Regions from separate parts of the Mus musculus genome. Here all the other regions are linked to region 1. Evidence: chromatin loops called from intact Hi-C (ENCODE). Cell type or tissue: left cerebral cortex. All regions are shown on one strand.

Region 1 (8,000 bases):
GCTGCCTCAAGTCTGGAAGCCCCAGAAAAGTGACCATGCTAATCCCTTTCTCATACCTCTGTGAGGCACAGAGGAACTATTCCAAGCTCATGGAGCAAGGCCTCACAGAGAACTCTTCCTAAGTGAATCTCACTAGAAGAATTACTTTAAATAATCCAGAAGCAATAGTGACATTATTGATCTTCTGGTACACATCTGTTATTGTTGATATGACTTTGTATGCTGGGAAGATGGAAATAATAAACCTTCCCAGGCTCCCTAAAGGTTCATAAAATAAAACCTCAAGACAAGCAGAGATCGTTTCTTCATAAACGGACACTGTTTCTTTCTGTGTTGCTAACAGATTTCCAACACCTTTGTCCTTTCAAATTTATCCCCTTATAATCCTCCAAATCAGAAGCCAGTATCAAGCCAGACCTAGAAGTGCAAGCCTATAATCCCAGCTATAAAAAGGGAGGCTGAGGAAAGAGGATTATAAACTCAAGAGCAGCATCAGTTAGGAATGAATTTGAGGCCAGCCTGGGCAACTTTAAGACCCTATCTCAAAAGGTAAGAAGATACCTAATGATGGAACTCAGGGAGAGAGCATTTGCCTAGTATGCCATTGAACCCTAATTTCTTTTTTATTTTTTTATTTTAGGTTTTCCTTTTTTTTTTTTTTTGATTTGTTGACCACTTTTATTATTTTTTTCTTTTATTGGATATTTTCTTTATTTACATTTCAAATGTTATTCCCTTTCCAGGTCTTCCCTCTACCCTATCCACCCTCCTCCTGCCTCTATAAGGGTGCTTTCCCATCCACCCACCCACTCCCACCTTCCCACCCTAGCACTCCCCTACACTGGGGCATCGAACCCCCTCAGCCCAAGGGCCTCTCATCTTACTGATGTCCAACAAGGCCATCTTCTGCCATATATGCGGCCAGAACCTTGGGTGGGTCCGTCCATGTGTACTGAAAGAGAAAAAACTGTAAGAATAAGCCAGCCAACCCCGCCCCCTCTGTCTCTCCCTTCCCTCCCCCCTCTACTCAACAGTAGACGATTTGGCCACGATTTGTCCAGCTGTGAAGAGGCGCCAGTCCTTGGTTTGTGGCCCCGGTCCGTCTTTAAACCTATCACCCCAACATCTGCTCCCACCCTTTGTCTCTGACCCAGATCCTCCTGCCTCTATATTATCTTCATTCTTGTGTCTATGCTGGGCTCACCTGGATAATTCAGTATTGTCTCCTCAACTCAAGTTTCCTCACCACAATTGCCAAATCCGTTTGAGTATATTCACTTCCTGGAGGTCAGGACACGCATTTCTGAGAAAGGAACCAACATAAATAAGAGGGATTCCCCCATGTAGCAGGTTGACAGTAAACAGCTTGAGATTTATTGCAGAACAAAATCTACTTGAGAAACAAAAAGGAAAGGTTGCAGTCTAAACAGCAAGGTGAGGGGGCTTCGCTGTCCATTGACAACTGATCTGGACATGAGCACAAGCGCAATTATCAGTTTTCCACAGGATGGTGGTACGGCAAAAATAAATAAATAAATAAATAAATTACAAAAAAATAATAGGATGGGGGAAATAAGTCTCCTGAAAATTAAAGGCATTGTGACTGTGTCGCTTAGGAGGGGAAACAGCATAGCTCTTAATAATTAGTTGCAAGGGTGTGAGAAGTGGGCCAGGGATAATTAGCAGGGGACGCTGATCATGTGCACATTCGCAGCGAGCTGACAAAAAGAGGAAGTGAGCCAAACTGCAGGGAGAAGCTGGGGCTTTTTAAAAGGGAAGTTCTTGACCATGAAGATCAGACTACCAAGAGAAGCTGTGTAATTTCCATCCTTAAAGAGCTTTAAAAATAGGATAAACAGCCATCTGCACAAGATGATTTATGCATTGACCTTCAGGAGGCGGGCCCGATCATCTCATGAAGTCCCTTCCAAGTGTGGGATTCTATGATTTAATCAGTATGTGATTTTTCTCAGCTCTACATTTTGCGAGATAACCAGCAGATGGGAGCCACAAATTCCCCAACATCATACCAAAATCATGGTTCCTCACACTGGTAGGGCCCAGGCAAGCTTGCCAAATTGGCATCCATTGAAAAAAAATCATTGAAGGACCCACCTCAAACATTTATTTATCTCCTTGTGGGTGTCTGGACCACCCATGTCCACAAAATAGAGATAATCTTTAGACCGATTGTGTGCATTCAGCTTTGACTTAAGTAAGAGTCACGTTGAAAAGGGGAGTCTCATTTTGAAACCTGAAACAACAGCTCTCATAAAACGGTGGTGGTGGTGGTGGTGGTGGGGGATTTACAAACTCCAGCTGAAGGAGAAACGAGGTCAATTAGACACAGCCCTTCCCAGGAAACGTTTTAGAGCAAACTTGAGCCTTACTTGTTTTCACTTAACAGACACGTCTCGTCAGTTCTTTGGGCATATATGTAGTGCTTACTATAGCCTAGGTTCAGTACAAAGCCACAGGGAGACAAATACCATCCATCCGTCAAAGAGCTTAGTCTCTTCCAAAGGAAGAGGCCATTTTTTTTTTTTTTTTTTTTTTTTTTGACGCAGAGTCAGCAAAGCAGTAACAGGATGCAGAATAATCGATGGGATGATGCCAAGAAAACGATCCAAGTCTGAGAGACCTAAGGGACTTGGACTTGTGTCTGAAGGTTAAAACGAAGCTGGGGAGGAAAGATAATAAAACGTTTTCTGGAGCACTCAGGATAGCCTGAAGAGTGGCTGGTAAACCCCACGAAGTGAAATTTGTATACAGCTAGTGCTTACGGTGTAGAGAGAAGGGTAAAAGGCCAGTTGGGGAGAAGGAAAGACCCAGAAGTGAGGGAAACCGAGAGGTCACGAGAGCTCTCACAGGTCATGCAAAAGAACTCAGACACAGCATAGAAGAAATATGGCTGCTGAGTGATAGAATACACTTCTGAACCAAAAGACAGAAAAGCATTTGCATACGATTCACCAAAATGAAGGGGTCACTAGGCAGGTGTTGAGACATCAAGGAGAACCCAATAAGGCTGAGCAGGGCAACAGCATCTAGTTAGGGTACTCTTCCTTCTCTTCTGATCACTGCTCCTTGGACTTCATCCCCCTGCCTCCCCTTGTTATTCAGACCCTTCAGGTGACCACCTGAAGCTTCTACATCTTAAGCTTCAGCCAATGACAAGCCAGGAATACACTGGTCCCATTATCTCACTGGCAGACCCCAAATTCCAGCGAAGGGGACTAACAATGGTCCACGGAGACTTTTTCGGGGAGAAGGCGTTCATTACAGCAGGGAACTATTGCTGCAGGCACCTTAGGGGCAGGGTGAACTTGTTCTCTGAACCGGAAGGGCTGCTTTGTAAGTTTTCTCCGTGTGAATGTAGGACCTTTGGTTTGTTTGATGGGGACGGATGCAGACAATCAGTGTGGCGATGGTCACAGATGTGTGTAGCTCCTACCTGGAGGCTGGGAGAAAAGATGGAGTCTCCAGTCGTTCCAGGAACTACTTGGCCACACTAGCAACAGCTGAGGGCAAGCGCCAAGCCTCCGGCACCTCAATCCAAAGAACAGGTTTCTCAAATTGTGTTCTTTATTCAGAACTTATAACGGCTGGCAGGTTCTGCTCCCATATATGAATTTTCAATCAGCGTGCTTTTATTCAAATTGTTCTTTTGTTTCATTGTGTTACTAAAAAAAAGTATGACAGGTTGGCATGCTTGTTTATGTAAATGTCTGGAACTGTAATTTCTTGTACGTTAAGTACAGATAATTACACAGCCTACCTTAATCTCTGAGGACCTAACAATCACCTTAACAGCACTAAAATTAGACTTCTCTTAAATTAGTGCTGAGGAAGTATGCATTAAATATTTTATTAATAAACAATTTACCTTTCTCGATTCTTCGAAGAATTTTAATTTTTGCGAATGGAAACGACATAGAACAGTATTGTGCAGTTATATGAAAGACCACTAGATGGCACCATACATCTTTTCTTCCAATTTTATCTCCCTAAACTAGCTGTTTTAGAAAAGGAATTTGTGTTCTTTCGGGAGGAAAAAAAAAAAAAAAAAAAAAAAAAAGGAAGAAAAGAAGATTAAAAAAAAAAAAAGAAAGAAAGAAAAGAAAAAGAAAAAAGCCATGGTAGTTTTTGCAACGCTTTTTGAACGTTTATTAGTGTTGCGGCATATTGGTGAGACTGTCTATACTTAAACACCAATTTCAGGCTTGCTCGGCTATTTCCCAGGAGGTATTTTCATTTCTCAGTCTTTATTATCAAACCATACTGTTTTATTTTTTCTTGTTTTACAGTACATTTTGATATTGTTGCAATCATTATTTCCCTTCAATGATATCGTTATTTCCATAATCTTCCTTATTTACAATTTTCCAAAACAAAATCCAACTGCATTTAATTATGTTACAAAGGAAGGAAAACACGAATTTTGTTTAAGTTCTCAATAAGTTATAACAATAGCAAAAATAATAAAGGAGCATGCAATCTGGGAGGAAGTTACATCTTTATTATATTTTTGTCAGTAGTAAAATAAACACTTTTGCATCTGTGATATACATTTTTGCAGGAGTGAATGTGTGTAAACTAAATTAATATTTTAGTAAGGTTGTATTCATTATTATAAAAGCTAATAATGTGGAATGACTGATCATGTACAATTGCAGAAGTATACATTTATTTGTGTAACTCAAAGAGAATATTTTACTCCATATATATAATAATGCCAATTGATTAGCAAAACAGAAAACAGTTATTAAAAGGGGTTAAAAACTACACTAGGCATAAAGTAACAACTTAAATATTAATCATGATAACTTTGTTTAAAACAGAAAGGAAATGTATATGCTAATTATCTTCTCGGGGAAATAAAATTCATGTTTTTAAGACTTTTCAGAATTCTCTACATTTTCTATAGTGATATATTGTGTTCATACTCAAGACTTCATGGAGATTGCAAAAAATGCTACTTTCTAAAAGAGACTCATTTATTGCTCAGATTGTCAGAATAATTGCTTACTAAATGAATGTTCTTCGTGATGCTCCAGACTAGGAAAGCTGCCGAGAGCAAGCGGAACTTTTTGAGGCCTTTCCTACACATGTTCCAGCCACTGCCCTGGGAAGAGAACCTGCTTGCAGGTCACAGTGTCAGGAGTCTCTGAAGGACTCTGTGTCTTACCCTTCAGCCTCTCCCTGGGAGAGCCTTCATCTTCCAGCAAGTGGCAAGTCAGAGGTTCTTAAAGTTTTTGAGGTCAGGGAACCTGTGCTCTCTTAAATACTGGCACCATATTTGTATGGGCAATATATGTTTATGCTTAGCATATTCTAAATGAAAACAAATTGATAACTGCTTGTTTACTTTAAGTTAGAATTCTCCCACTGTATAATTTTACGTGAAGAATACCTTTTATAAAACAGATAAAGTACAGAAAGACAATGGCCTGTGTATAGCACCTGGTGTCTCTGATTTCTTCTTGCCTGGGAAGAAGATGGATTTCTGCTTTTGCTTCTGCACCCAATCCCTGTGCTCATTCTACGCAGCTTCTGGACATCTCTATGACACCACAGGATAAGAAAGAGTAAATAGCAGCAAACGACGTCTTTGATGATGATTGATGATGATGATGATAATGATGACGACGACGACGATGAAAATACTGATCATCAGAAAGAAAAGCATTTCGGGAAACCCAGAGCTGCGTTCCCAGGTTTTCTTTTGAGATTAGTTTATGAAACTGGATTGTGGTCACTGAATTATAATCAGTACAAAGCCTTCCTTCCTCTGCTTCTTTTCTAATATATTTTGCTAAAACTGAAACATAATTTGGGGAGTACAGAGTGACTCTTCACATCCCATTCTCTGCCATCAATCTCGGGGACATGTTAGCTGGACATGTTAGAGGGGACTGAGATTGTTGACCTCATCCACGCCTCCATCCTGTCGCTGCCACGGTCTACTTGGTTTCTCCCTGTTACCGTTAAAGATGATTATGCTTCATGCTTTCTCATCCTCCTGTTCCCTAGCTTCTTGATGAGCCTGTGTCCCTGCAGCTGATGCCTTGCAATGCTTTCCGTTCCAAATCTTGAAAGAGGCAACTATAGATTTATAGATTGAGGATACAACACACACACACACACACACACACACACACACACACACCCTTGACCACTCATTTCCATGAATACATTCTTTGATTCTGACCCTAACTGCGATGCTCCGTGATCTCTGTGTTGTTTACTTTTCTGACGACATATGAATATTATTTCTTTAGCTCAATCCCTACATATCTACACTCACAATCTCTCTGTCCATCAGTCATCATCGATTAATGGAACCTCTAGGTTTCTCATTAGTTTCCCCTGCAGCCTCACCCCTCCTTCTATCCAGCTTTTATATTCAGCATCCTTGCTTTCTTTGAACTGTACACCTGATTGGTTTGAACACAGCATTCCGCTTACTCTGCACCTGCGCTGATAGAGATGAACATATCTAGAGGAAATCACTGATGATATCGACTCAGATGCAAGGCTGTGAATATGAAAAGGGGGACCAACACTGCCTAGCAATTGCATCAGATGTCCCTAGTTGTTAACTATTCCACTGTCATATGTGACTATTTCTTGCCTTCTTTTTTTTTAAATTCCAATACCTCATTCATAATGGATAGTTCTGCCTCCTCTGGGTAATTAACTGAAGTAATTACCCACCCACTTACTTGTGTGTGCAAGTGTTTCACTTCCCGTGAGTACTGTTGTTGAGCGGTCTATGTTCCCCGAGACCAGCCTCCATGGTGAGTCCCAGCCTATGTGTTCTGACCTACTTAAGCCATAACTGCAGACATGTTGCTTCCTTACCTCTACTCTTTCAGCCACAATCACTTGGCTTTATTTCTCTGATTTAGCAAATGAGCTGTCTTTACCTGTTTGACTTTAAGTAAGCTTTTGCGGCTGGCTCTAGTTTGAACCCGAGCTAATCAACACGTCTGTCCCCGTTTCGTCAGCAACTTCCAGATTGCCAAATCCAACGATCAATACTTAGGGCTTACCTTCCTTGAGATGTTGGCAGCATTTTCCAGAGTTGTTCTCTCTATCCTTAAAAAACCAGACTTCGCTTGGCTGCCAGAACAGAACACTTTGCTGTCCCGATTATCCTCTGTGACAGCTCCAAGAGAAGAGAGAGAGGCGTTGGCTGAACTGGGATTTTACAGGTTTCCGTAGTCACTAGGAAGTTAGGCCAGAGAGAAAAACGCTCCACAGAGAAGACCTGTGCTTGAAAGGAAATAGCTGGCCTTTGTGTGACCTAATAGGAAGACACTGTCCCTAGAAAATAATCCAGGGAGAAGATGGCTTTTACTCTCTCTGGCTCTGAAGATCAGAGACATAGGCAAGGGTTAAGGAAGGCAGAGACAATAATTAAGAATAAAGGCACAAGTAAGATTATTATTATACTAACACCACACATATATCTATTGTATGTGTTATAATTTTTAATTAGGTGCTGTCACATTTATTCACTTATTTGTTTACAGTATCCTGGTTTTTATCCCAATCGTGTGAATGAAGAAACTGAGATTCACCAAGTTAACACAGTTGCTTACGGCTATGTAGCTTTTTTTTTTTTTTAAACAGAGTCGAGGCTAGAACCCAGACCCAAGAGAACCATGAAGGATAACAGCGGCAGACAAGTCTCCAAACAGAAATCCATGGCAACAGAATGAGAAGCACCACATGATTTGGTTCAAAAAATCAAGAGCTTAGAGCTTGGGACTGAGTTTCAGACACAAGCAAGCAGAGGGCTGGCCGGTAAGTCAGGCTCAAGGGGCACAGTGCGTGTATGGCGAAACTCAAGAAGCAAACGAGGTAAATTGAGCACACGTGGAAGGAGACCATACATTATGGAAAATGCTTCTCTGTCCTTTTACTTCTGGAGCTAAAAGTACTCCACACTCCCTGGATTAGATGTTAAGGCAGTCAACCCCATCTGTGTGGGA
Region 2 (8,000 bases), 170 kb after region 1:
ACCCATTTTCTCTTCATAGCATAGTAGGGATGAAATTGAGGCATAGAGTGCCGTAGTAAGTTGTCTAAGGTTCCAGGGTTAATAATTAATTGAGGTCAAATTTTAACTCCAGCAGACTAATTAAAACATCATTCTCAATCAATACCTGTATTTAATAAGTAACACCAATACCTACTATTTACTGTATGCAAATTTGTCTACATTTAAGATTGCACATTGTACACTATGCTAGAAACAAGGCAGAGCTTTCTTTTAGTTTAGTGGATATATAAATAGAAGGTTTTGGTGTAATATAGTAACTTATTTCAGGTGTGTGCACAGGCTACTATATGAAAAATGAAAACCAAAACAAAACAAAACAAAAAACCAGAAACTGAGCCATATCATAAGCTCAGCAAAAGGTTCAAAACAGGGCTGCTGCTGGAAATGAGTCCCAGAGGAATTCATTATGACAGCAAATGATTCTCCGATTAAGTCCCTAGCTCTGTTTGACAGATGAGAAAACAGGCTGAGGCAGTAAATTTGCTGGCATCAAGGGCTGTCCTGCCATCATAATATGGTTGGTATACTTATCCCAAGCCTAGTATCTGTTTTTCAAACCCTATTCACTCTGCAGTTTTCCCTCACAAAAATGCATGTCCCTCAGTTTCAGAATGCTTCCTTGGTTTGTAGGCATGCTGTACTGTTTGCATATCTTTCAACTCTAATGGGTGATAGGAAATGTTTAAGCAGTCTTGAAGTTTCAATTTTATTATTCTTTTTAATACCAGACAACAATTTATTTCTTAATCTATTAATGCATATTGCTCATGTTCTCATAAAAGTTTCTTATACTGGGTCACAGATCATCTATTAGATACAGAGGAATAGAAAAGCAGATAGATGTTACATGCTAGATAAATTCACCTTGAAAACGCTTGGTACTTGTAGTTTTGGTGATGGGATCCCAATGGCATAGTCAATTAAAACCATACACAGAATTGTAAGAAAAACCGCAAAATCACTCACTATGGATCGAACCTAAAAATAATGAAAATATTGTTACTTTGAGGGAGCTATAAATAACTAGAAATATTCAGGAGCAGTCTTGAATATGACCGCTGTGACATAATATCATGATGTTACTCCGTATGCACATTGTAACATAGTATCATTAGCTATGCTATGCTACAGTCTGAATACATCTATGTCTCTCACCCACACTTTTTCAGAATAAAGATTTATTGAACTGAAATAATGGTGGTCATTTTCTTTTTCATATTCATTTAAAGTATCTATTATAAACCCAAGTATGTGAAAATTTGGAACACAGAATAAAGTTGTCTGGCCTGCATCAGGTGAATTTTAGGTCTCTTGAATACACATTATATTTTAACATTATGAATCCAAAGGACCACTAAATGGCATTACCTGCTTTTATTAAAGAAGCGTGTTTTAATTACTTAAGGTATGACAATTACTAATATACACAATGATGTAGGCAAATTTAAAAATTTCTTTGATATAAAATGAACTTTATATAAGCCATTTTTCAAACCATTTCTCATTGTAGAAAGCCATTGTGCAGTGGTGCACAGTTCATGGTGCACATGTGCAAGTCAGAGAAAAACCTCCTGAGATGCTGGCCCCATTTCTCACTGGCCTGGAACCTCATCCAATAGCTCAGGCAAAGGCACACGAAGGATTCACCTCTTTCCCCCTGCAATCTCACTGTGATCTCTGGGACCACAGGTGTGCACCAATACACCCAGCTCTCCGGCACCCCCACCCCCACCCCCAGCCCTTTACCATAGGTTCTTGGACCCTGGGTTTAGGTTCTTATGTTTACAGAGCAAGCACTTCACAGACTACGCCATCTCCCAAGCTCTCCAAGGACATTTTTGAGTAGTTACTCTTAAAAACTATCAGTAACATTTGCTTTCTATTAGTATGCTGTTGCAACCCATGAACAAAGTCGTTAGATTCTGACATAGAGAATGGTTCAGCTGAAAGGTGGAGGAGATAAGCCTGTTAACTTTCGTGAAGAAGATAGTGACCGAAAAAGCAGCAGTCTCTGGAAGGAACTCTTCTTGTTTACCAAAGTGGAATTTTTTTGAGATATTTACCTCAGTCTGAAAAACATTTGTTTCCTCTGTGTGTGTGTCTGAGTGTGTGTGTGTCTGAGTGTGTGTGTGTGTGTGTCTGTGTCTGTGTGTGTGTGTGTGTGTGTTTGTTAAATCTCATCCTGGACCTTTTCATGGTGGACTCAGACCTCACAGATTTTTATGTTGTAGTGTTAAATATTGAACTCAGTTGATTCCCTGTTTCCTTTCTCAAATATACAGATACAAGCATGGTGGCTTAGGGTAAAGGACTGATGCATTTAAAAAAAGAAAAGAAAATTGTGTCCTAGTGCACAGTGCCAGGCTTCTCCATGTAGAGACTGTAACACTGGTTCCTGTCAGGCTGGCATAGGCCCCACTGCTCCCTGGGAAAGAAAGTGACAATCACTAATATGGCCTATGCTTTGACTTTCCAAATCTGTACATGGGAAGGGAAGTGTTGACCTTTCAGTTTGAAGGAAAGCAGAAGAGCTTGTGCCACCTCTGGTAGCTATGTCACAAAGGGCTTCTTCCCAGCCCTGTTCTAGGACCTAAATCTAGCTTGCCAGTTCTCTCAGAACCTTTCTACCAGTTCATGTCATTCCATCAGTAACTCTCCCCTAACCTTGAGCATGTAGAATATTTAGTTTATATTTGGATCAGAAATATTTAAACCCAAGTACCTTGGTTGGGAAATAGCGGCTGGTCTTGAACTGCTTCAGGGTGGCTGACATGGTAACTGTGGAGAAGAACAGGATCACCGACCAGAAGAGAACATCTGGCACGTAGGGGTGGCCATGGCCACAGGCTCGCCCGACATACTCCCCGTGCAGTGATCTGCACTCCTGAGAGGAAGGGAAACACAACTGGTAAAGAACACTTAGTGCATTTCTTTCAGAAAACTAACACCCTATCAAACGCAGCTGAGACACCTAGACTGCTCACCCATGGCTCCCACAGAGAACTTAAGAGGTATGACACTTGATTTCAAGTTCTACTTGGATAGGGTTTAAATCTGACATCGATTAAGTTCAAGATAACAGATATATTTTAAATGTGATAAGTTTGATAATGTAGTTTGTACTAACATCAGAAATATAATAAAGCATTTAAATATGTCATTTTAGTTTTTTTCACACCAACACCATAGACAGATATTTTCATTTATATTTGATACCAGAGAAAGCTGAGACATGGAGAAACTAAGCAATGTTTTTTCAGCCTCACTAATGCTATGTGGTAGAGCTGGGTACATGCACCGCTCTTGTGGTAGGCATTATAGACTAGTGCAGAACAGTAATTATTTTTAAAAACTAGTTCAACAATACTAAGAAGGCTATGAAAGATAACAAAAATGATGATATATATTTAAAGAAATGGAAATTTGAATCGTATACGGTAATTGTTGAATTCAAATAAGAAATGATAAAGAAATTCCTACATGAACAAGGAGAGGGTCATGCTTGCTCTGCTTTCCCACGGAATTTCTTCTGCTTTTATGTTTGTTTGTTATGTTTTGTTTTTTAAGGGGAAAAAAAGGTTAAAAAAAAAAAAGAAAAGAAAAAGAAAAAGAAAAAAATTAATTACTGTCTTAGCCATTAGGTGGCAGCAAAGTCAAAAAGAACTTCAAGGGGGAAAAACAGCATTTTATGTAAGCATTAAATATTTTGAAAGGAAAAAATATTTCTAAGTCATCTTGGAAAACGTTCATATTCTAAAAATTATATTACTGTATTCAAAACAAATAGAAAATATCAGCTTAAAGAAGCCAGGAAAATTTTTATTCATCTAGGTATTGTGACCCTGAACAAGACTTGCTTTGTGGAATAGTCAAAGAAAATTTAGAGATATGCTGTTTTCACTGAACCAAACTTCAAGCGCCTGAGTTCACTCTAGAATAAAACAAACTCCTCCGAAATATTTAAAATAAATAAGTGGCCACATTGTCATCCGGAAGCAAGCAACAACCAACTTCTTCTTGACATAGGTACTGAGTCTAAAGGTTCTTGAAAAATCAGAATAACTTAGAGCCATGTAACAGACACCACACTGTCTTTATTATTAGCTAAATTTCAATTATTCATGTTAAGATGATTCAGAGAACAGAAACTAAGCTACTGAAGAACTGCATAATAATAATAATAATGATAATAATAATAATAATAAACCTCTTAGCCTTATTTATAGCTTTAATTTTCCTTCTTAAACTTAATAAATAAATTTTGAAAAAAAATCTTTGACATTTCCAGTCTCTTTTTGTGTGCATTTAGAAATGCTTGGAACAATTGCTAAGCAGTGTTACGTGCACCAGGATGTCTAAGCAGAGGAAGTGGGAGTCCCACACAGCACATAGTGATTTGTGAGCACCTGCAGTCTTTTGTGCATGTCTGAAAGGCTTCTATGAATTCTTTGGATGTAGGTGGGTCAGATGCTCTACTCCTAAGAAGCCAGATGCAAGAAAAGATTATTCAACTGCCTATCTATAACCGCCAATGCCAAGGCTAGCTATCTCAACTCAAAGCAAACTGTAAAGTATTATTATTTCTTGTTTTTCAAGGAAACAAGGGTGGGGCTCTGATTCTAAAAAGTAAATTCTGTAGGTAAAAAGTAACTACAGAATTCAACATTTATTTTCAGCTTTATACTATCTACATGTCCAACATATACCCCCCCCCCCCCACACACACACAGAGTGAGAGGGGTTTGGGATAGAAACAGAGTCAGAGATAGAGTCAAAGAAATGAAGAGACAGAGAGACAGGGGAAAAAGGAGTCCTTTGGACGTGCAAACAAACTTCAAAGCCTTTCTTTCATTTTAGTCTATCATGGTTTACAATATAGTAAGTACTCAAAAGATACTTGCTGACAGATTCTAATTACTCTTCCAACACATTCTATTTCAACAATTCTATAAATTGGTAAAAATTAAAATAGAAATTATTAGTATATTTTGAAGATATGAATGTGAAATTATTAATGTCTTTTCAAATGTATATATATATATATATATATATGTATAGAAAGAGACTAAAAAGCATTGAAACAAATTTCAAGCAATTGATAATTACTTTCCCTTCTTTTTTAGTTTTTAAAGATTTTTGAAATTACAATGTAATTAAAATATAATTACAATATAATAACAATAATTATAATACCATTACATTTCCCCTCTCCCCTCCTTCCTCCAAACATTTCCATATATCCCTCCTTGCTTTGAGATGTTCCTGATGTACTTGTGTAAGTGCACAGAGACAGAAGTCTAAGTCTATTAGCTTGCCATAAAGTTGAATTAAACAGTAAACGTGAGGTGAACGTAGTTCAACATAATCATTTGGTGTTTACCAAACATTTAGCCCTTTGATTTTGATTCTCTGCCTTACTGAGTTATCAAGGTATAAGTTAGTAATTATAAGATATATTATGATGAAATAAAATAATATCTGCTATTAACTGATGAAAATGATATGACATTTCTTATGTAACATTAATTCATAGTAGAGAACTTTAAAAATTAAAATAAGGCATAAAGTGTTAAATTTGTTTTGCATCTAAAATATTTTTATAACCCTCTAATTGTACAAAAACTTCTATTTTCAAAGGGTGGGTGGGTAGAGAGGTGGGAGGCTCTGTATGAAGAGGGGAAAGGGAGACACTGTTAGATATATTGACTAAAAATTCTTAAGCAAAAAATTGAAATAACTCACTTGTGGCTAACATCATCAATTGGATTGGCTAATGTATAGAATAAATTTTACTATTTTGCATTAAATGATTTAGAGAAAAACAACACATGACTTAATTTGGTTGAATAATTCAGACTGGATTATTTTGAATTTGTGATCAAGAGAAAATAGAAATACGTGACCCAAAATGAAGCTTTGTAGATAAAGCACACCACTCACTGCCTACACACCTACCATGACCTCACTATGACTCCACCATGATTTCACCATGACCCCACCACAACCCCAGATCTAATTTCTCACTAAATTTGCATTGTCCTTTCTTGTTCACACCATCACTTCCTTTACTGATTAATTTAAATGGTTTTCTGGAAACAAGAACCCTGGTTGCATTACTTTTCTAGGGAAATATAGGTTGAAAAGAATAAATGTTGACCACAACAGCAGACAAGAGTAAGTGGAGGTTTATTCTAAAGAAACGCAAGGGGCTCTGCTGTTTTCAAGATGCCTAGATGTAAAAAGCAAAATTTGTAACCTACAAATTTTAACATTAATGTGTTCTCTCTCTCTCTCTCTCTCTCTCTCTCTCTCTCTCTCTCTCTCTCTCTCTCTCTCTCTCATACACAGAGAGACAGAGAGACAGAGAGCAGGAGAAAATAAAGATCATAAAATATAGGTCAAGATTAAAGAGAGACAGAGAGCAGGAGAAAACAAAGATCATAAAATATAGGTCAAGATTAAATTGTAAACCAAGAATAAGTAAATTGATTTTTAATTCTGAAAGAACATATACAACAGAATATACCTCAGTAAGGGGAAAGAACCAAAATCAAAGGGTCAAATGTTTGATAAACACCAAATGATTATGTTGAACAATGTTCACTCAAATGTTTGCTATTTAATTCAACTTTATGGCAAGCTGGTATACTTAGATTTCTGACTCTGTAAGCATACATGAGTATAGTCAAAAATATCTCCAAGTCAACTATTCTAAAGAATACTTGGACATAGCTTAAACTATTTAATATATGCATGTAATATGACTAATAGAAAAGAGGCCATGAATTTTAAGAGTGCAAGGAGGGATATATGGGAACGCTTGCAGGAAAGAAAGGGGAGGGAGAAATGTAATTATATTATAATCCCAATATATAAAGGTAGAAGGTCATATCCTTCTCAAATAATATATTTAAAGGCTTATGAGATTTTATAGCAAAATATTTCTATGTTCCATTAACTGTATCACTTACTAAAATAGTATGTGATTAATCAAATGAAGTAGAATTTGTTTGTGCTGATGGCTATAAAGAAATTTGAGAACATACAGGTAGGTAGGGTGGTAAAGGTTTTGGATAGTAATGATTATAAGTGAAAGAAACAGAAAGAAAGTGGGGCTACTCAGGGATTTTTATACTTATTTTAAAGCAGAACACTTGGGTTTTACCCAAATTTTATGTTTTCACTGAACAGAAATGAGTGAAGCCTGTGAATACAGAGTCTAAGAGATGTTCACACATGAAGTAAAGAGTAAGAACTGAGAAATGTTCCCATGAGAAAACATTTACAAATAAAGGCATAAGGAAATAAAACACAGGTACAGAATTCAACCACTATACGTAGAAATATGGATCTAGCCTATCTTTTTTTTTTTTAGTAGAATTCAGAATAAAAATAGAAGTTAGGAATCTGTTGAGAAACAAAGAGAACTTTTTCTTTTAATTAGTATTTAATGTTTTTAGTTGACGTGTACCCTTCTTCTGTTTCTGTAAACTTTCAGAGGGATGCAGGTCTATGAAAAGAAAGGAATGAAAAGCCCCAGTTATGGGCAGATATCTGAATTGGGGAACTTTAAAACAAAGCTATCACTTGTATAAGTTTGTATTTCCAAAATTCTTAACTTAGTCACAATAACTGATTAAAAATGCTAATAAAGGTCTTGACAGTAAATGACTCAGATTTGAGTTCCTTTGCCATGTTTTACTTACTGACACAGTTAGGTTCCCCCAGATTATGTCAGAGGCAGAAAGGTTGGACTCCCGCCATTCCTTCAGTGTGTCATTGCTGGGACTATGTGGCTCCATACAGTTACATCTGAAAAAGCAAGATAAGTCCTTTTCTGAAAGAAGCAGATTTTTTAAAACTGTATCCAAAGCATACACCTGAGGATTCATTTTCCTTAGGTAGAGCATTCATCCACCTGAGAGGCCAGAAGTTGGGTCATTTAAGCCACTCTTGGA
Region 3 (8,000 bases), 55 kb before region 1:
ACAGGGGCCCCTGAACACGATGGGTTTGTCCTGCCTCTGAGCCATAGTTTCAGTCACGTTTACAATTCCTGATGACTTCATTCTGTTTCAGTTTGGCTTATTGACTTGGTACAAATGTATTATTATTCTTAAAGGGATCTTCTTGGTCAATAAAGGGAAAGCTGTTCATGGGAATGGGCTAATAAAGGTGAAGAAAACTGCTTGGTAGATCTAAGACATTCCAACTGCACTTTTTATTGATTACCATGGCCCACAATTGAAAAGACAAAAAGAAAAATTACATAAGTTTAGTGATATCATTAGTAAACATGAATATCTTCAATTGTTGTCAGTCCACCTCTTTAGAATTGGTTCAGATTTTCATAGTCACTGCACGTCCTAGGTGTTGGAAGTTCATTTGTGAATAATCTTGCTGTTGTTTTTACTATGCTATCATGAGAGTAGATGCCAATTTTCATTTGTCAAAAAGCTCCTGTTTTCATATAATAGATGTGATATTCTGAAAACATTTAGAAGGAAGACAGATCTAATTTCTTCTTTCTCAGCTATATTTCTAACCACAGTTAATGGACCCATTGTCTTTTGTTAGAATCTAAAACAGTGTTGTCGATAAAACACTACCGTACTAAGGACAGTAGACAGGATTGCCCTGAACTCTTCTTACTGTAGAGTGAGGAAGTGAAGCTAGTGAATAAGAGTCTACCAGTCTGGCAGCTATGGGCTAGCTGGCTGGTTGCACTCATAGATATAGATGATTTTACACCTGCAACAGCTAAAGACTGAATAATGATTCACAACAAAGATCAATTTAAAAAAACTCAGTAGAATATCTCTTATCCCTTTAGTGTCACTGATACTAGCAATATTGATCAACATATACAAAACAAATTTAATTTAACAGCTAGGAAATAGGTCTAGACAGCTCTTTCTTTCTTTCTTTCTTTCTTTCTTTCTTTCTTTCTTTCTTTCTTTCTTTCTTGCTTTCTTGCTTTCTTGCTTTCTTGCTTTCTTGCTTTCTTGCTTTCTTGCTTTCTTGCTTTCTTGCTTTCTTGCTTTCTCAATCTATCTATTTATTGTATTTCTGACTCTAGTCAAAGTAGAAAAATTTAGATTCATATGTAACTAATTTTATTTTAGAAAGGCAGTCATGACTTATCCATTTGACATTTCTTCCCTTTAGTGAATAGTCATTTATGCACAGACAAAACTTGTTCAGTCAGAGCAGTCAATTTTAATAAGAGATAGTAAGTTAATGATTATCTTGTTAAAGAACATCAAAATTTATAATTCGCCTCTCACCTTTGGAAGCTGCATGATCTTCATTGATCCAGACTTGATATTTTTACTATTAATTTATTTGGAAGAATTTTGTCCAATGAAGAAACAGTTCAAGATTAACTCCACTGAAGCAACAGAGGATTTTGTACTCTGCTTTTGCTTGTTTGTTTTTGTTTTTGCAGTGTTAGAAGGCAAGTCCAGGAGCTAAATCCTTACCTACTGAGCTAAAGCCTCAGCTTAGTTTTCCCAGACTTTGATGTACCCTGTAAAGAGTATGAACACATTTGTTGGCCTTCCAGCTTTAATTTTTTGGGTAATTTGCTAGAGGCATAACTTGGATCTTGTCTGTTAATATTTGAACTAAAACCAAAAATTTGGCAAAGGCATGACGATAAAAAAAATTATGCATCGTGTCTTGAGTTTAAATGCTTTCTAAGGTTCCACAGAATTATAGGGTGGTTTGTTTTGGCTTTGGGTTAAAACAACCGAAATCACACAGCTCACTAACAGCAAACTCTGTCATGGTATTTAGACCATTGATTTACTATCACAGATATAGTACTCAACAAGAAATGAATCCTTAATTTGCTCTTATGGATGAAATAAAAGTATAGATCGGAAGCCCCTGTAAGGACCTTAATGAAAATTGTTATTTTTGGCATTCAGTGTATAAGACACAGAGTCTTGAATCCTGTCTATCAATTTTGTAATAATACTAACTTGTCTTTAGTACTTGATTGAAGATGTAATAGAGGCAGTAACTGGTGGCCATTTCTTTCCCTGAACCTTTTTTCCTAGAATGTTATCTGGAGAAAGAAAGCTCTCCTGATATAGGGCAAGGATACCACTACCATGTGCTCAGCTACTTAATGCATGCCAGGTTTTAATATGTGTCACCATATTACACTCTGTACAAAGCAGTGCAATCCTTGCTTCCAATGCATTTACAATCTGGTAAACATGGATAGGTGGTGCTCTAAGGGGAAGCATTACTGTTAGATGGGATTTTTAGTAAGTCCCTCATGAAGCATAGATCATAGAGCAGCTGCAAGACCCATTCAGGCAACACATGCAGCAGTGCAGAGAGCTCCTGGGCTGGCCCTAGCTTTGTTTGAAATCTGTTACATGAACATGTAAAAGAGACCTTAGGATCCAGTTCTTCACAAAAGGCTAAAAAGGAAAGACTGAGATGATCCCGAGAGTGATCCAACCCCCTATCTCCCAAGGAAGCCTTTTAGGAATCAGACAGTGAACACCTAACTTGAAGAAACGGGTTTGCAAGCCCTTGGCTGTCACTCTCGAATCAACCCAGAAACGGAACTGTTTTCCTTGAATCTCTTATAAAATTTTATATAGGCGAATTTTCTACATGTCAACAGAAAACCATGCATGTGCATTTGAAAACAACAGTAAGTACCAGCCAAGCCAAGCTAATAAAGGCAAACAAAGTAGAAAACAGAGGAAGAGCAGACCTCACCTCATAGCCTGCCCGTGCATGAGAATATCTGTAAGGAACAGATGGTAGCGAGTTCACAAGTGCTGGAGGAGAAGGAACACGGTTTCTTCAGGCTTCTTGGAAAATTCCACATTTAAGACAATCACAAAATTTCAGAGATTATAGGGTCAGCTCCATTTATTGGGAGTATATTCGGCATTGTATATAGTCCCATAGTCTTAATTTTATGTGATTTAAGGGTTAATGATGAAAAATTGAAAGAGAAAAAATATATTATCACACTTACAGATAGTGTCAAAAGAAAATTTCTCAAATAGCATAATCAGTCACTAGGTTTCAAGATGACCTTAGCCCAGAGTCATTTTTTTAAAGTGGGGAAAATATGTAAAGTTTAATTTAATCTCTAATATTACAAAAACACCTTATTCGTGTGTTACTTTGACTGTGTTGATTAATACATATTATCAATAGTTTCTGATATCTCGCCTTCCAGGAAGCTTTTCAGGTTTTGAGGATGAAATTTATGGAGCCTTGTTGATCTCAAAAGCTTGTATTATCTAGCTAACCTTTAGCCTAGTTCTGCCACATTAAGTGTTAATGTTTCATTTCCATGTTAACCACCAAACTATCATTTCCTGTAAATGTCATCCTTTCAGAATAAACCTAGCCAGGGAGCGGATAAGAATTTCCTGTTCCTATGTATCACCTGTTATTTGCTTTGTGCCCCAGATGCAAGGCAATATGATTGTTAGCCTCTGCAAGATCATAAAATCATGACCGATTTTATGGCTCAAAACTGTCTTCCAACACCAGTAGTGACACTATCTTTTAACAAGAAAGCGAACCTTCTCAACTCCCATTTTGATTTTGAAACGTGTGGGGGAATGGCTGAAGGGCCGGCCACGCGTCTCCTGCACATCTGCTCGCTTTTCCTTGATCAGCTTCCACACAGGTAGCAATTTTCCATTCGCTACTCCATTTCTTCCCTGTACACTCAGTGTCCTTCAGAATTCGTGTCGGGTAAGCTGTGACTAACGGGGCCTCTTCCCATCTGTTTGTCCCGGGCATTTGCCCAACTCCTCAGTGCGTCAGAAACGTGCATGCTGAGTCGATGCAATGAGCGAAATGGTTGCTATAAAATCCCTTTAAGTAATTCTAGAGAGCTGGCAAAAAGGGTTCAGAGGTAGAGCACTAGCATAGGAAACCTAAGGACCTGGGTTCGATTCCCAGAACAACAAAAGAAAAGGAGAAAGTCCATTATTCCATTAACAACAACAACAACAACAACAACAACAACAACAACAACAACAACAACAGACATGCGTGTTCTACTTCCGGAGAACGAACGAGAAAGGCATAAAGAGAAAGCAGAGGCCACACCAATGTGTTTTGGAGACTGTGCCTCACGGGGTCCCTCCCTTCCATCTGTCTGCTGTGGCGCTCTCCAGGGCCCACTCACTCCGGTCACCCCTTCTTTCTTCCCTTGCTTCTGATCTCTATAAAGTTTACTTGAGGCTCTCAACCCATTCTCCCAATAAGTCTCATTTTCTCTAGAATACAAGAGAATCAAGGTAAAAATGAACAGCAAACATTGCTTTGGAGGCTTCCCGGGACTTTTAAACGTTTTTTTTTGTTTGTTTGTTTGTTTTGTTTTGTTTTTGTTTTTTTTGTAGTCTGTTATTCCTAAGGGAAAAAATTATTTTGAAAACGTTTTGGAAATGTGATGGAGCCGAGCAAATCATTTAACATTTTTAAAGGATACGTATAGATATATTTGGTTGTCCATACCATAGTAAATTGGAGGGCTCTGAACGGCAAGAATAGATTTGTTTTTCACTGAATACAGGATTTAATATCAAATGATGGTTATCAACAATTATGCAAATAAAGTGATACAACTTTAATAAAAACTGAATCAGCAGTGAAGCAAATATCCTTTCCAAGACCCAAGGATTTGGAAATTTGGTACTAGTAGCAATGTCATTGTATTCTAACGAGGCAATCTGGGGACAGGCTTTGATAACCCACAAGATTCAAACATTGGACCTGAGGGCCCTGGGATCAATAAGGATGAAGAGTGGAGTCTAAGATGATTCTTTTATCCTCTGTAGAAGACATAACAATATTATTTTAGTTATTTGTAAATGCAGCCTTATTATGCACGTGTTTAAACAAAGAGATGGAGCGTTTCTATTAAATCTTTGGATTAAATATGCTTGTGTAATGAAGTAAATGTCATGTGTACACAATTAAAATTCTAAAAATTTGTTTCTTCCACTTCAGAAAATTCATAGAAATGGGTTTCATTGATGAAGAAAGAATAGCCATATGGGGCTGGGTGAGTTGTTTTATACATTCTCTGCCTGTTACTCAGTTCGGTAATCCTCATTTTCGAAAGTATTCACTTAGAAGGTTTTGCATGAAATGTCAGTATTGCAACATAATTTAATCTGTCAATAGAAACAGTCAATTTGGATAATAACAGCTTTGAAGTGGTGGTTTTAAGTGTTTGTTCCTTTTTTTTCTGATTTAATTTCTTCACTGTATATCAAATGAATCCATAATTGACACATTTTTACTTAATTTTTAATACTAAATTGTAGCATATTGAACTGAACTATGCCCTTCAAAGGTTTGATTGCCTCCCTGATTTAATATTTATTTTATGTTTTATATTTCTTTTTTATAAAAATCTGAGCTAAGGGTTGAAATGATAGGAACTTTTGGTATAAAAATTGCTTAGTATCTATCTAGACCAGTATAATCCTAACAGAGCTGTTAGGCATTTTTGTCTTTGGGGAAGATCAAAGTATCCCTTAGACCCAATGTGCATTGGTCCTAATCTGAAAGTAAGCATTGTTTGTCTCCTTAGCTCTTGGTTTTGGAAATGACACTCCCCCCACTTGTAAGGACTGATACATTTATTAATAATAAACACAAAACTGAGTGCCAGACTTTATTAATTGTGAGCAATGAAGTCATTGGAGACTCTAGGGAAATATTGGGAAAGTTTAAGTTTGCCCATTATGAATTATGATAATTACCCTTCAAAGAAGTCTCCCTGCTTCACATTTTGGTCTGGATTTGGACATTTGCAAGTCAACTTGCAGTCAGTTGGGCTTGGGTTGTTTGTGTTGGCTGTTTTCTGTGAGAGAAGCCTGCACAGGATGGATGGAGGGAGTGAAACCCCTGCATTGAACAGAATCTGCAATATCCAGCTCAGCTCCGAGCTCAGCGACCAGATAAAGGGCTGTTAGGAATTTGGAGAAAATTGTTACTGCAATCCAGTTGTTCCTTCTCAAAACTACCCAATGTTAAGTTTCTAAGCAGGGTGGATTCAAATGGGTAGAAGCAAGTGAAATGTTTTTATAGGGGAATATTTCAGATAAGACCTTTGCTACTATCCATTTTTTGTTTGTTTGTTTGTTTATTTTTGGTGAAATGTCTAAAGTAGATCTTTGACAGAGTCTCATTCTAAGGAAATCATGTATAATCATTAACATTTTGCTTAGAGCGATGCTTTATTTTTTGCTGTAGGTTCTGAGTAACCATAAACTAGAACATTCCATTTCACTTACTGAACATGGTTAGGTATTAGTTTGGTAGAGAATCTTCTATACGGGCTCACCTGAAAACTCACTCATCACCCAGCAGTGCATTTATATCAACCCAGAATCCTTCAATAAAAGAAGCTTACCATATCTGATTGTGTAAATACCATCAGAAGAAATAGTATTTTATTTTTATTGCACTGCCAACTCTTTCACATAGTCATGGTCATGAAGCAGATTTGTAGGAGCAATTTTTAAAGAAGAAAGCAATGAGTGGCTTGTCAATGCATGCCATACCTGAGTAGACCCCAAGTGGCTGGAGGAAACAAGGTGCCCATAATGCTATGCCTCTTTATATATCAGTTCTTCCAGTTTGGGGCAATCCATTAACACATATGTCTGGTCTCTGACATCCATTCCTTCATCCTTGTAAATCATCATTATATCTCATCTAGGTCACCTGTTAGCCAATTTATTTTATTTTTTTCTGACACAGTCTCATGCATCTCAGATTACCTTTCAACTACCTATATATCTGCGAATGACCTGGAACTTCTGTTCTTCCTGAATCTACCTTCCAGGCCCTGGGATGACAAACATGAATTACTTTCCCCAATTTTACATGATAGTGGAGTTCTACCTTGGTCTTTATGCATGCAAGGCAAGCACTATATGTACAGAATCACATCTCCAGCCCTCACACTGGATTCTTATGGATAAAAGAGTGATTCAGCCCTAAATTTGACTTTCATATAGGGGAAGAATATAGAAATCACATGTTTATGGAGAGATATACTTTTTGTGCATAACAGCAGAGAGGAATGTAGTTAATTGTGTCTGTGAGAGCTAATAGAGATACCAGATATGAATCAGCATCTTTGATAGTCAATAATAGTTTAGTAAATGGGCATTCCAGAATGTGAAGACCACATTTATTCTCATCTTGATAAAGCAAAGAAGCATTTGTGAGTTGGTCAAGAGTATGAAAAACTTTGAAAGGCTAAAGACTCATAAAGTTTGGAGATGTCTGGAGAAGTAAGTCATCAGATAACAAGGACCTACTTGGCCACACAAAGGAAAGCGTGTGTAGCTTTTTGTATTCTGTGCCTCTGTGATCGTGAGTCTATGGGTTCCTTAAATGTTAGTATGCCTCTGAGTATGGTCTTCGCCCATCAATGCTCTGTAGGCCATTGGAGCAAACTCTGGGGTTTCAAGCATGATATGGTTGCAGAATCTGGCCTTTTGCAGCCCCTTTTCTTCTGAGTCTTATAATTCAGTTGCTTGTCTGTCATCTCTCCAGGACACAGCATACATGGGCACCATTCTTAGTTTACTCCCAACTAACCTTAATATGGACTACTATAAAACAAATCTTCATCATCTCTGAAGACCTCATCATTTACTGAGTCATCCAAATTAGAAAGCTTAAAAGCTTCTTACCTTTAGGCCTTTTTCCGAGTCCAAAATTCTGATAATGAGTGAACTCTTTTTTTCCACTTCAAGCTGTTGAATAGCTATTACTATCCCCAATGGCATTGTTTAGTTTGAGTTTCTTCATGAGTCATTGAGGCAGAACTTCTCAAATGTTAGGCATATATCTATCACCCAAAAAGCTTATTAAAACACAGCTTCCAGATCCTTACCACCAGAGAGTCTGCTAAGGCTCAGAACTGGCATTTATGATCATATTCTAGATAATGCTGATGCTTTGGGTC

What was found. Peaks named below come from ENCODE experiments on the same cell type or tissue, not always from the same donor. Only the 100,000 strongest peaks of a DNase experiment are listed, where the experiment ranks them.
Region 2: it touches region 1 in a loop (4-fold over the local background); 3 of 42 quality-filtered maps call a loop at or near these places.
Region 3: it touches region 1 in a loop (6-fold over the local background); 3 of 42 quality-filtered maps call a loop at or near these places.

Annotation. Positions count from the first base shown.
Region 1 is chr2:62,454,308-62,462,307 of GRCm38, reverse strand. Gm13561 (a long non-coding RNA gene) reads right to left here and starts at 7,191. Exons shown (of 4, transcript XR_001783319.2): 1 at 7,056-7,191; 2 at 1,205-1,303; 3 at 885-952. In left cerebral cortex, a CTCF peak has its summit at 3,962 (motif pointing right); DNase peaks (open chromatin) are centred at 3,961, 5,164, 5,956, 7,116 and 2 more places; H3K4me3 peaks cover 593 bases; H3K27ac peaks cover 5,411 bases.
Region 2 is chr2:62,281,728-62,289,727 of GRCm38, reverse strand. Slc4a10 (solute carrier family 4, sodium bicarbonate cotransporter-like, member 10) reads right to left here. Exons shown (of 26, transcript NM_033552.3): 15 at 7,749-7,854; 16 at 2,765-2,926; 17 at 907-1,020. Among named protein-coding and RNA genes, the nearest start is that of Dpp4, 130 kb to the left of the region's middle. In left cerebral cortex, a CTCF peak has its summit at 3,691 (motif pointing right); a DNase peak (open chromatin) is centred at 4,463.
Region 3 is chr2:62,509,458-62,517,457 of GRCm38, reverse strand. Fap (fibroblast activation protein) reads left to right here. Exons shown (of 26, transcript NM_007986.3): 21 at 5,018-5,072. Among named protein-coding and RNA genes, the nearest start is that of Gcg, 30 kb to the right of the region's middle. In left cerebral cortex, no CTCF peak of the experiment used is centred here; DNase peaks (open chromatin) are centred at 2,381, 2,701 and 3,784; H3K27ac peaks cover 3,711 bases.